Linked DNA regions of Homo sapiens: region 1 is linked to region 2. Evidence: chromatin contacts called from ENCODE Hi-C or POLR2A ChIA-PET data. All regions are on one chromosome and are shown on one strand. The core of a region is the stretch at or near the end of the contact, and the rest is flanking DNA. Distances in the headings are between cores, read along the strand shown. Region 1 has its middle 8.5 kb from the start of GPR61. Region 2 holds the start of SYPL2 (synaptophysin like 2).

The links. A loop is a pair of places that touch in the nucleus more often than their neighbours do. ChIA-PET counts read pairs that join two places held with the same protein, here RNA polymerase II (POLR2A). Pooled maps may share reads with other maps.
Region 1: a map of ascending aorta shows a loop between it and region 2 (5-fold over the local background). The contact joins the enhancer-like site here to the promoter of SYPL2 in region 2. A Hi-C loop is called at or near these places in 1 of 168 maps with a recorded cell type or tissue (ascending aorta) and 11 of 50 pooled maps. POLR2A ChIA-PET finds 5 or more read pairs at or near these places in 8 of 52 experiments (GM10248, HEK293, T-cell and 4 more).

The regions. Positions count from the first base shown.
Region 1 is chr1:109,527,991-109,534,719 of GRCh38, forward strand. No RefSeq gene overlaps it. Among named protein-coding and RNA genes, the nearest start is that of GPR61, 8.5 kb to the right of the region's middle. RefSeq lists a silencer at 2,677-2,845. Within about 2 kb of position 5,006, at least 16 of the 41 ENCODE cell types and tissues checked have a DNase peak (open chromatin) inside an H3K27ac peak, as active enhancers do; they include ascending aorta, where a contact is called at or near this core.
Region 2 is chr1:109,462,953-109,469,854 of GRCh38, forward strand. SYPL2 (synaptophysin like 2) reads left to right here and starts at 3,594. Exons shown (of 6, transcript NM_001040709.2): 1 at 3,594-3,945; 2 at 4,107-4,181. The coding sequence starts at 3,892. RefSeq lists enhancers at 3,025-3,526, 3,527-4,026.

The DNA.
Region 1 (6,729 bases), core at 3,756-6,255, 66 kb after region 2:
CTGCCCCCACATTCTAGCTGGAGCCACAGGGGTTTGGCATCTTAGCCCCTGTTCTGGAGCCAAGAGAGAAGAAAACAAGGAAGAGGCTACCCAGCCCATGGCCTCGGAAAGCTGGCCCTGGGAACTCACTTGAGTGCCCTCTCTATCTCCAGTCCGGTTGCCATGTCATCTTCTAGCCCAGGCACACGTTCCCTTTCCTCAAAATGCCAGCAGCAAGAGCAGTACTTGGTTTCTTCCAACTCACTCTACCCCTGTGAATCAGGCCTGAGGAAGTTCCAGCAATGCCAAGTTACCATTAGGCTCCTTCTGCTCTAAGCACCTCTTGGATCCAGACAGACAGATGGATCAACATCAGGCACAGCAGAGCCCAGGGGTCTCTGCTCCATGCTTTGGGTAGCAGCTGCTCCTAAACTGACAGGCTCACCCGAGAGGAGCCTACTTCTGGTGGCAGTGGTGTGCCCGATGCGCATTCTGATGGCCCCAGCTGTCTTCACTGTTCCAAGAGTCCTGAGGAAGAGAGTGCACCCTGGGCTTGTGAGGAGTGTTTGTTGGGTTTGCTGAGCATGTTAAATGAGTCAAGGGTGATCCACTAGACCTTAATCAGTGGCTTTCAGAACTTGGAGCCGAAGCCCTGTGGTGGAATGGAACCAACGCTGACTATCTGGAATTTGGGAAACCTCATCTGAAACCTGCCTCTAACCAGCTGGATGTCCCTGAGCAAATCCTTCTGCTCCCTAGGACACAGCTTCCTCATCTGTAACATGAGGAATACGCTGTGCTGCTGTAAGGGCCCTTCTGCCCTTTGTACACCTCTGGATGTATGAGTCTACCAGCTCTTCAGGGCAGGGGCTGGACCTGGGCCTGGGCCTAGAAAGAGCTCACATCTGGAATTCAGGCCTTCTGACCTCTGTGTTCTATTCACCACTGATTCTGGGAATGGAGGCCATGGTGGGAAGTCTGGGGAGCGGCCGGTGCTATGCATAGCCTGGCCTCTGTCCAGTGGGTAGGAAACTGCCCAGGAACCCAGCAGCTAGCTGGACCCAATAGGACTTCCAGTGATTGGTGCTGTTCCCATGGTGGTGCTGGAGGGTGAGGGTGCAGGGCTGGAGAGTGGAGGTAGGATGGAAGGGAGCCCGGCAGTCCCCACACCTCTCCTGGAGAGTGAAGCCTCCACCAGCGGCCTGAGGACATGTGCCCAGGACACCTTGGAGCTACATTAGAACTCAATGTGGGGCTGGGAGTGGTGGCTCACACCTGTAATCCCAGCACTTGGGGAGGCCAAGGCAGGTGGATTCCTTGAGGTCAGGAGTTCGAGACCAGCTTGGCCAACATGGCAAAACCCTATCTCTACTAAAAATATAAAAATTAGCCAGGCATGGTACCAGCTACTTGGGAGGCTGAGGCATGAGAATCGCTTAAATCTGGGAGGTGGAGGTTGCAGTGAGCCATGATTGTGCCACTGCACTCCAGCCTGGGCAACAGAACGAGACCGTCTCAAAACAACAACAACAACAACAACAACCACAACAAAACACACACACACACACACACACACACACACACGCACAAAACAACCACCACCCCCTCCAAAAACCCTCAATGTGGAATAAATGGGAGAAACACAGAGAGAACTAAAATGAAGCCCTCGATAGCAGAATCAGCCAGGCATAGCAGAGCTTAAGGCTTATTAGAGCTTGCTTTCTCCCTCTGTAAAATGAGGAGTGAGGCTCGAGCTATTTTGGAGGTCTTTTCTAGCCTTCACACTTTATAACCCTGTAAGTAAGAATCCAGCTCATTAGGTACTACTGAACTCCCCTCTGACAGCAGTCTTCTCTGCTGTCCTCCTTCTCCCTCCACACGGCAGGTCAGACCGTGTGGAGAGCCTTGCCCCTGCTCAGGTGCTGCCCAGCTAAGCTGCTGCTTGCCCAGGCCCGGGACAGGGAGCGGGAGAAAGACAGAACTATTGTCTCTTCCCTACCTCCTTCCAGTATCCCACACTCCCCAAGGGCCAGAGGATCCCCTGCCATCTCTCCACCCCACAGGAAACCAAACCCGGCAGAGCCCAGGGGCACAGAGAGGTGGGCCCAGGGCCAACAGAAACAGCTGCCTTAAGGTGTCATCTTGCCATGGGGGTGGAGAGGAGCTGCACTTTTGAGGTCCCCTCTGAGACCAGCTAGGTAATTTGAGCCTCTTTCTTGCCCTTCTTAATTCTCTGAGAGAAGGCTCCGAGGGTCCCTTCCAGCCAGGTCAGGGCCAGCCCAGAAGCCATGAGTCCATCTCTCTGGGCTCCAGGATTGAAGGAGTAGAGCTTTTGTGTGTGAACTCCAAGGAGCTCAGCTAGCGTAGCAGCGCTGGAGAGAAGCACAGCCAGAGTGCCAGAGAAGGCAGCCACTAGGCTGCTTTCCCCTAGACAGACGGGGTATTGATCCTGCTTGCACGCCACCCCCCTCTCCCCAACACTCTCCACTTCATGGCGCAGCTAATGGCCTGGAAAAAACTGGCCAGCTGTTCCCCAGCTGTGACATAATGAGCTCAGGGACGATCAATGCCGTTCCGGTCTCTAATTAGGCCAGGGAGCTGGCTGCAGCGAGAGTGCGGCCTGTTTCTTGAGGGCACCACTTCTACTCCAGTCCCCAGCTGCTGTCTGTTGGCAGCCACCTGGGCCCATGCATCTACGTACCAGAGGAGCAGACAGGGCCCTCCAGCGGCCCTTGGGAGGGTCATTTGACCCAGAGCTCCTTTTCCAGCAGCAGAAGTAGCGACTTCATACGCACATTAGGTGGGGAGCCTGGCCTGCACGTGAAGCTCAGGACTCCCTCCAGCTGCGGTAGCACCCCTCTCTCTGCCTGGGTCTGTCACTCATCCAGTGGCCTTCAACTGCAACCCTCCAACTCCCTACCCCTGAAGCCCTGCCCAGGACCCTTCCCACTACTGGTCCTGAATGCTAAGCCCAGGACTGCAAGGAAGAGGCTGGTAGCACAATTGGCTTCTAGCCCAGCCTCCCTCTGCTATTTATACCCTCAGTCCAGGGAGAGATGGATCCGATACTCAGTGTATGCACTGCAGAGGAGGAAGTGAAGATGGAGAGAGAGATGGAAAGCGAAGGGGGAAAGGTGTACACTGAGGCAAAGAAACAGAGAGGTCAAGGAGCAGAGGCCCACGGCCAAGAGGCTCCAGGACTCAGAGAGTTCTGAGAACAGGATGCAGAGAGCAGACGACAGATCAAAGAAGAGAAACCAAATAAGGGAGACAGGAAAAGTGAGAAAATGGGGCCATCAAGGAAGAAAGGAGATGAGATAGAAGAACCAGGACACACCCTGTGCTTGTGGGGGTCAGGCCCCAGGTGCTGGATCAGATGTCTGATCAGGGAAGCGGAGGTGCTGGACACACACTGTCCAGGGGCCTGGTGTGAAATTACAGGAGTTGGGAGAGAGTGCCTCAGAGGCACAGGAGCAGGGCTATGTGGGTGTGAGCAGAGGCTGGTCTGGAGGGACAGGGCTGGGCAGGACAGGCTAGGGATAGGAAGGCCAGGCAGGGATCCCCTCCTAGAACTGTGGCTGTGGGTTCCACTCTCTGTGGGTGGAGGTTCAGGTTCAGGCAGGGAGCTAGAAGCAGGTGTCAGCAATGCGGGGAGGAGAGAAGGGGACTGTTGTGGGGATTTGGGAGTAAGGAGGGCCGGAAGGGAGGGACGTCTAGGCTTCCTGCAGCCTCTACTTCAAGGAAGCTCAACATAGCTCCACGGCCTGGGACAGGGCATTCTTCAGCCAGCTTCCAGCCATCCTGCCATTCACACAATCACACAAATCAGTCAGATGGAGCCCCTGAGAGGGGTCTTCCTGAGATCCAGCTGACCCTGGTCATTCCTTTCTCAGTCTTTTCCCAGTCCTAGGACTGCACCTCTTCATGACTGTGGTTTCCAGAATAATGGCCTGGTTTGTAGAGATCAGAAATGCCCACTGCTGTTTCCTGTATCCCTCCACCCACCCAGACTGAGCCTCTGAAGCTGTCCGGGGCCTGGAGAGAGAAGCCACTCAAGGACAGCAGCTGCTGACTCAGACGCTCAAATTCTCGGGCGGAAAAGGACCTTAGAGAATGCCTAAAATCGTGGCCCAATCCCTCATTGGAAGCTGGGGCTCCGAAAAGCCGGGGCTCCGAAAAGCTGGGAGAGCAGCCCAAAGCGTACTGCCCACTAAATGTGGATGCACGCTGGACCGCCGGTTCAGGCCTCCTTCTGGGACACCAGTCGGCCCATCTCTTCCTCATAAGCTCTTAGGAGTAGGAGGGATTTTATTTAACGAGCCAGGGCCCTCTCGCCTGGTCCTCCCAGCCGACTGTGATGGTGTAAAAAGGTCAGAGTCCACAGGACCACCATAGGACCACGGTCTCCAGGAGGGAGAAGGCAGGTGGCGGTTGGGCGGGGAGAAGCCTGTCACCGGGGACTGCAGTCAACTCTTTGCAGCTCTGTGGCCAACACTGCCCCCTTGTGGTTGCTGGCTGTCAAGGCAGTCTGGGGGCCGGAAATGGAGAGGCTTGGGTCCTCTTTCCCACCCAGGACCTCACCCTCTAGGAACCCCTGCCTCGTGCGATGCTGATTTACATCCTCCAGGGATACCCCTCCAGGGGAGGCCATCCAGGAGACTGAGCTTCCACTTGCCATTCTGCAGTAGGGTCCCCAGGCATGTGGGTGAGGGCTGACCACCTCCCGGGCGCCCAGAAACCCCAGGGGCCACTCACAAGCTATCTCTGGATCCCCAAGGAGTCCCCCAGAGTTCTAGGTCTGGAAGTCTGTCCCTCCCTTCAACCAATGGGCATAAGAGTCGGGGGGTGCTATTTTTAGGTGGGGCAGGAACGCAGGGAGAGGACTTTGGAGGGAAGGAGATGTCTGGGAAAGAGGTCACAGGACCAGTATCATTGTGCTCAGTGGTGTCCAGCCTGGACAGGGAAGAGTCAGGTTCCCTTGGGCTCAGCAGGGGTTGGCTTGGCTGAGGATGAGATGGTTAGGGGCGACTGACCCAGAGACATAGAGCAGGGGTGCCCCCCAGAGTCAGACACCAGGCACTGCTGGGAGTGCTCTGTGGAGCTCTCAGTTGGGAAACCCAGCCCAGTTCTTTTTGTTTTCAGGCCAGGGCCAAAGAAGTAGGCCTTGAACTGGGCGTTCCAGGGTGGAAGGACCAGCCGATAGTCCAGATGCCATGTCCTCTCAGGACAGGCTGGACAGCTTCTTATGATATCATTACTCTATAGGGAGAATTTCCTGGCACTCAAATTACCACTCCACCTTTTCCCCTCCTCTCCGAAGAATGGACATGGTCAGTCATGAGTACCTGGGCCAAAGATCCTCAGAGCCCCACCTAAGAAACATGAGAGTCATTTGATGCTGTATCACTTCATCTGTGACCTCCCCTTTCTCCTGAGTGCACTCTGTCACACATTCACATGCACTATCTCCTTGATGACCTATATGGATTTTTATTTCTCCCTCTGGGCCTGAATGACAAGGAAAATCCCTCGTCTCTGATTCAACCCCTTGCTCTGGAACTTGTGGGTTCAGTAAATACTTATCAAAGGACCCACCAAAAGACAGGAGGCTGGGCCTGGAATCCCAGCATTTTGGGAGGCCAAGGTGGGAGGATTGCTTGAGCCCAGGAGTTTGAGACCAGCCTGGGCAACATGGCGAGACTCCCATCACTATAGGCGGGCAGATCATGAGGTCAGGAGATTGAGACTGTCCTGGCTAACATGGCGAAACCCCGTCTCTACTAAAAAAAAAAAAAAAAAAAAATTAGCCGCGTGTGGTGGTGGGCGCCTGTAGTCCCAGCTACTCGGGAGGCTGAGGCCGGGGAATGGCGTGAACCCAGGAGGTGGGGCTTGCAGTGAGCCAAGATCGTGCCAGTGCACTCCAGCCTGGGCGATAAAGCGAGACTCCGTCTCAAAAATAAAATAATAAGATAAAATAAAATAAAATAAAAATAAAAAATTAGCTGGGTGTGGTGGCACACCTGTGGTCCCAGCTACTCGGGAGGCCGAAGCAGGAGGATCACTTGAGCCTGGGAGGTCGAGACTGCAGTGAGCCATGTCTGCGCCACTGCACACTCCAGCCTGGGTTTCAGAAAGAGACTCTATCTTAAAAAAAAAAAAAAAAGATAGGAGATGGGCACATCTGTGGCCTTATGTTTCCCTGCTCAAGACATTTTGCTATGTTGACTTCTCAGTCTGGCTTCTCAGCCTGGCTTGCAGGGGGCGCAGTCCCATAAATCTACCATAAATCTACCTTTCTATTCTCACTTCTTCCCTACAGCCAGATTATTTTTCAGTCAAATTGGAGAACTCACAGTGCCCTAATATTTCCTAAACTTGCTATTTCCATATTTTTGGTAGGCCTTCTTTTTCCATCTAGACTACTGTCCTCAGCCTCTTTCAGTTACTCACAGTTAAAATCCTACTCCTCCTTTAAGACCCGTGCCACTTCCTTCATGAAGTCTTCCTAGATTTCATGAGGAAGTAAGTTCACTTTTTCCTTTGAATCTCCCCAGCAATTTCACCATCCCTTGACACTTACAGCCTGCATTGTCCCCATCCTAGACATAAGCACCAAGAAGGCAAGTCTGTATTTGTTTAATCTTTGTAACCCTCTTCCTCACTTCCTATACAGAGCTTTGCATATAGTAGTTGCTCAATAAACATGTCTTGAATGGAGTGACATAGAGCCTGCAGTTTGGGCTGCTAGGA
Region 2 (6,902 bases), core at 2,344-4,843:
AAGCAACAGTATGGATGAATCTCAGAAATATTATGCTGAGTGAGAGAAGCCAGACACAAAAGACTACATACTGTAAATTCCATTTATCTGAAATTCTAGAAAAAACAACTGATTTATAATGACTGAAAGCAGATCAAGTGGTTGCCTACAGATTGATTGCAAAAGGGCAGGAAGGGGCTCTTGCGAATGCTTGATATGTTCTGTATCTTGGTCGTGGTGGTGATTATATGGGTGTATACATTTGTCAAAGCTCAAAGTTGAAAATGTATACATCTTATGACTGAGGTGGCTCACTTTTAGGTATAGAGCAATGTTTATCAAGCTGCTGGTAGAGTCCTGCTATTAGTGAATCATCAAATTAATTCCAGTGTGTCTACCTAGAGAGGTATTTATCCTGGAACTAATGAAGCTGAAGCTTCAGCCTCCCACCCTTACAAAACATCTTCCAAGTCCTGGTTACTAATTTTGTATTCAAAATTGTGTACGTTTTCTTTTTTCTTTTTCTTTTTTTTTTTTTTTTAGACAGAGTCTCCCTCTGACTCACAGGCTGGAGTGCAGTGCACGGTCTCAGCTCACTGCAACCTCTGCCTCCTGGGTACAAGCAATTCTCCTGCCTTCAGAGTAGCTGGGATTACAGGTGCTCACCACCATACCCGACTGATTTTTTAGACAGGGTTGCACCACATTGGCCAGCCTGGTCTTGAACTCCTGGCCTCAAGCAATCCACCTGCCTCGGCCTCCCAAAATGCTGGGATTACAGGCGTGAGACACTGCGCCTGGGCAAAATTTTGTACTCTTTTTAAAGGGGGCCCTCAAATTGTATTAACTTTAGGCTCCACAAAACCTGGATCTGCCTCCAGGTGACCAGAATTTTTTTTTAATGAAATGGAATAGAAAATATGAGGGTGTTTTGCAAAACTTTTGTTCCAGTTTATATAGTGGGTCAGGTTGTAAAATTTTATTTCTTACCAGGGTTTGTGGTTTAGCGCACATGTGTGCACACACAAACACACACACAAAGTTGGAAATTCAGTGCTGTGTAGAAATCTATGTACATGTGCACAAGGAGGTCTGTACAAATTTAGTGCAGCGCTGTTTGTAAGAGAGAATCTTTGGAAACAACCTAAATGCCCATCAATATGAGAATAAATAGACTGCAGTATGCGTATGTATGTAATAGAATTCTATATAGCTAAAAGGAATGAACTAAAGCTACAGGCATCAGGCTAGATGACTCTCACAAACACAACATTAAGTAAAAAAGTGAGTTGAAGAAGGTTACCTAAAGCATGATACCATTTAGATAAAGTTTAAAGCAATTTGAAAAACAATACTACATCTGATGGGTTTCTAGGTATTGCTCCTATAGTTATATACATAGAAAAAGTAGTAAACCATGCATGAGACTGATAAAAAAACAAATTCAGAATTGGATAATGGATATTTCTGGGGAGGAAGGAGGGAGGGAGTGACATGAGGTGATATACAGGTTTTCAATTTTATGCATTTTTTTCTTTTTTAAAGAATGGATTTAAAGAAAATAATGGATTTGAGACAAAAAAGAGTTAAAGATTAACAAGGCTGGTTGGTGTGTAAGTGGATTTTTGTTGTGTTATTCTGATTCTTTTTTGATTGTGTTGTATTCTGTATGTATATTGTTGAAGACATTGGTAATGTGTATGTTTTTGTGTTTGTGTAGTGTGGCATTCACATATATCACACTATTTAATTTTTATGACAGCTTCGTGAAGTGAGTGGAACATAAATTATTATCCCTATTCCATAGAACAGGAACCTAAGACGGCAGAACAATTTTTAAACTGTGGACTGGGGACTGGGCTAAGCTGTTCCTTGCTTAGTCTAGATTTGCATGGAAATCCACTGGAGAAGTTTCCTTCAAGTCCATGTGGCCTGATCCAGCCCGAGCTGCCTTCCTCACGTCTCTCTCTAAATCCCAAGGCTCTGGGAAGGCACTTACTCAATAGGGAAGCGACTTGTATAGATAATAGCCAAATGTTTGTTCAAAAGGCATTCATTCTGATGTGCTGGGGGGAGCGGTTGGGGGGGCGGACCTGCAGGAATGACTTGGATGAGACGGATACATATTTACAAGCCAGTGCACAGGAATTTGTCCTTGGACAAATCACTTAACCTTTTACTACTTATATTTATGCTCTCGTAAACCAAGTGTGGAATATTCTCAACTGCTCACCCCTGCCAAATGCTTTTCAAAAGTTAGAGACCAAGTTACAGTTAAAAAAATGCAACGACTTCAACCCAACCAGTCCCTTCCCTTCCCTTCTTCCCTTCCCTTCCCGTTCTTTTTCTTTCTTTTTTTTTCCTCTCTCTCTCTCCCCACTTCTGTCTGCCTTTTTTCTTTTTCTTTTTTTCTTTTTTTTGACACAGTCTTGCTCTGTTGTCCAGGCTGGAGTGCAGTGGTGCAATCTCGGCTCACTGCAACCTCCGCCTCCCGGGTTCAAGTAATTCTCGTGCCTTACCCTTCGGAGTAGCTAGGAGTACAGGCACGTGCCACCACGCCCTGCTAATTTTTGTATTTTTAATAGAGACAGGGTTTCACCATGTTGGCCAGGCTGGTCTCGAACTCCTGGCTTCAAGTGATACACCCGCCTCCGCCTCCCAAAGTGCTGGGATTACAGGCTTGAGCCACCGCGCCTAGCCAGACGTCAACTTTTCAGTACGTTTCAATATATTCTTTGCGCCTCATTCCTCAAAGACCTTTTTTCACTCTCATTTAAATGGTAATGACCATTTTAAAGGAGATTAAGTTTCTACTTGTTAAAGATTAATAACTTTTTTTTTGGAGACAGAGTCTTGGACTGTCGCCAGGGCTGGAGTGCAATGGCGCGATCTCGGCTCACTGCAACTTCCACCTCCCGGGTTCAAGCAATTCTCCTGCCTCAGCCTCCTGAGTAGCTGGGATTACAGGCGCACATCACCACACCCGGCTAATTTTTTGTATTTTTAGTAGAGACGGGGTTTCACTATGTTGGCCAGACTGGTCTCGAACTCCTGACCTCGTGATCTTCTGGCCTCGGCCTCCCAAAGTGCTGGGATTGCAGGCGTGAGCCACCAAGCCTGGCCAATAACTTTTAAATCACTAACATACAAATGTCTTTTGTTGTTTTAAAAAAAAATCAAAACAATACCTAGCTAGACAGGATAAAAAATCAGCAGCTTATATTCTATCGCCCTTTTGTCGGTACTGGCGGTATGTTAATCGTGAGGCTTAGAACCTTGTTTCACAGCCCTGATCGTGCCTTTTGAGAATCTTTTACGTTCTGGATATTCTGGTATGGAAGAGGAGAAAAACCGGCGCTGGGCAGTTTGCAATCCAGGAAAATAGGGAAGGATAAACCTGAAGCCTGTGCGTCCAGGTGCGCCTGGCTAGGGTTTCCGACGGCCGCGGTGTCTCGGTGGGGACCGGTCCCGGAGGCTTCGGCGAGGAGGACCCGGAGTCCCCCCCGCCCCGCGGCGGAACTAACCACGGAGGCCTCTGGTCCCTTTAAGGTGCCCGGCGAGCGGAGAAAGGGAGCAGAGGGGGCGGGAGGAGGGTTCGGGAGCGCACGCCACGTGACCCGGCGGCCAAGTTCGCTGCGAGTTTGACAGAAGTTTGAATCCGAGTCGGGGGCTTTCTGCTGCCGGCGGGGCACCGCGGCGGCCGCAGCCTCTGAGAGCACGAACAGCAGCGCCCCCGCGTCCCAGCCAGCCAGCCAGCCAGACTGGACTCCGGCCCACCGACGGCCGCTCGCGCTCCGGCCCCGCTCGCCTGCTCTGCCCCGGACCTGCAGCTCCCCGCTCCCCCGCCGTGTCCGCCGCCTCCCGGCCAGAGAGCCAAGCCACCACGCCGCGCCCAGCGCTCGCCGCGCCAGCATGTCCTCGACCGAGAGCGCCGGCCGCACGGCGGACAAGTCGCCGCGCCAGCAGGTAGTCCCTGCGCGCCCAGGACTCTCACCCGCCCCTCTCCACCTAGATGTCGGGCTGCACACTTATCCCACCCCTGGACCGCGTGTGAGTGGGGCAAGGGGACCAGCGCCTTCCCAGGGTTCCCCACCGCCCTGACCCCCCGGCCGGCTGTGTCTCCGCAGGTGGACCGCCTACTCGTGGGGCTGCGCTGGCGGCGGCTGGAGGAGCCGCTGGGCTTCATCAAAGTTCTCCAGTGGGTGAGTCGCTGCCCCGGCCCCGGGCTATTTCGGGAGCCTGGGCTGTGACGCTGACCTGAAGCAATGGAGCCAGGGTGGGGGCTGGGGAGGTGCTGCGGCCGGGCCACGGCGGAAGGGTGGGGGGCGGCGACAGGTGGGCGGGGGAGGGGCGGGCTGGGGCTGCTTCTCCGGACTTAGTGGCAGGAGGGTGAAGAGCGAGGCATGCGGAGTCCCGGATTCGGTCCTTCTATGTGCAAGGAGCCTTTGCCCAGGGCGCTCACATTTCACCCGGGCGAGAGGACCCGGGTGTAACCTTTCCAGAACTCTGATCCTGCACATACCACTCCTTGGTGACGGGAGGGGGGAGAAGGACGACGGGGACGAGGTCCGCTCTTCACCAAGAGGGAAGCCGCAGAGGGCAAAGGAGGGAAGGAAGCAGGCGATGGAAACCGTCCTGCCCCCAAACCCACCAGGGCCTGGATGATCCTGCAAGTACTGGGCTCAGGGGACAGGCTCTCGGCTCGCCGTTCCCTTTTGAGGTCACTGGAGTAATCCGAGTTCCTGTAAATGAGTGAGGGAGTGGATGAATGAATGAACGGAGCTTGTGGTTCTATGATTAAATAAAAGAAAAAAATAAGAATAAAAATCACGGCATGGCTAAAATGTGGCATGTAGAATAAAATGGAACACTGATCTGAGAAGCTGGGGCCCTGGGATCCAGACCTAGACTGGCCTTTTCCAGCTATGTCACCTTGGGCAATTCATTTCTCTGGACTTCAATTTCCAACACTAGTTAGATGTTGATCAGAACCTTCCTAGGGTCTCCTTATGCTCTAAATAGTTTGGTGTGCCAGAATATGGCCCTAGGTTAGACTTACTTTGTGACCTTGAAAAAGTCACTTGCTCAGGTCCTCAGTTTCCCCTGTTACAGTCTAGTGGAAATACTATCTTGCTTCACTAGGCCAGTGCCTAAGGCCTCCTGGGTATAAATTAGGAATGTGGACAGGTGCAGTCAATTTCTCAAATCATAAAGACTTGTAGGGGGCATTTAGTGCACTATTGCAGAAGAGATTTTAAATTAGACAATCCACATACCAAATGGTGTGTGAATAACTTAATTAATGTGCTCTCAGTACAGAATTCAGCTAGGGAATAAGTTACCATTAATACTGAGGAGGATTGAGTTCTACAGGGCTTTGGAGACAAGAATTAGCACTGTGACACCAGTTCTTAAATCATGGTTTGGATGAGAATAATCAAATCTGGAACCCAGGGGCAAAAGTGCATTTGGGATTATCGGGCCAGCCTGGGAGCTCCCAAGTGCAAACTCTGGGACCTGGTGGGGACTCTCCACCTTTCTTACTGCCTCAAGAGTGGTTAGACCAATTGCTGATTGAGCTCTTTTGCCTTTGGCCCCTTCCCTGTTCTGATCCACCACTCAAGTGCCAGAGGGAGCCATATAAAAATGATATTAAGGCTCTGAGTGACTGGCATCCAGAACTGGAAGAGCCATTATAAGCAATTTTACCATTAAATTAGACAAATGGATCCAACAGAATTTGAGACAGACTGTCAAAGGATAAGGGAAACAATGAGGTTATTAGACCATGGACTCCTCTCCCTTGGAGGGATTCTGAAAAGCTTCCTTCTTCAATCCTGCCATCCTTCCCTCCACGCAGCACTCCAAATACCCACAACATTTCTGTAAAGGCTGTACAAAGCAATGCCCAGGGAAATGATGCAGTCTTGGGGTCAGCACTAATGACCTAGGAATTAAGATCTGATAGACTTTTATGATCTTCAAGTACTTAGAAAGGGGGTTGTGCAAAACAGAGACCCTTTTCTCTCAGAATGCTAAAACCTGGGCCCTGGGCTAGACTCTGAATTCAGATTTCATTCACAGGGTAGCATCACAAAGAAACGTGCTTTGCTTTTATTGCCATCCCAGGTAGCCTGAATTCAGGGCGCCAGTTTCACTTGCTTTGAAGCTCTGCAGATGAGGTAACATAAAAAGTAAACAGGCATTAGCACCAGAAATGACAGTGGAAATGTCATTTGAGTTTTTCACTCATTTCCTGTTTGGAGGGATCAAATGCTCCTGATTGGAGAAGGAAAAAAGAAAACACAAAGCTTGCAGTTATTGTAATGGTAATTGAGAACTTTTGTTGTCATTATTACCAAAAAGCAAAGATTTTACTGGAATCTTTGTGAAAAGAAAGTAATGTTATTCTTTTATTTGTCAGGAGCTTATCTTAGAGTTTTTTTTTTTTTAATTGAGAAATCAACTAATCTCACCTCAATTCCAATTCTGGAGTCTCACTAAGTCTATACTAAGCTAGCAAAAATAACCTGGACATAGACCAATTATTGGAGAACTAGTTTTTTTTTAAAAAAGAAAAGGACATCAAATCATAGGAGTTCAAGATAAAAAAGAAAAGAAAAGAAGTATCTTAAAAAAAATTTTCTTTTTAAGAAAAAGACACACTTTGGGAGGCTGAGGTGGGAGGATTGCTTGAGCCCAGGAGTTTGACACAAGCCTGGGCAATAAGGGGAGGTCGCGTCTCTATTAAAAAATAAAATTAGTTGGGTGTGATGACACATGCTTGTGGTCCCAGCTCCTTGGGAGGCTGAGGCTGGAGGATCATTGAGCCCAGGAGGTCGAGGCTGCAATGAGCTGCGCACTCCAGCCTGAGTGACAGAACTAGACCTTGTCTCAAAAAAAAAAAAAAAAAAAAAAAAAGG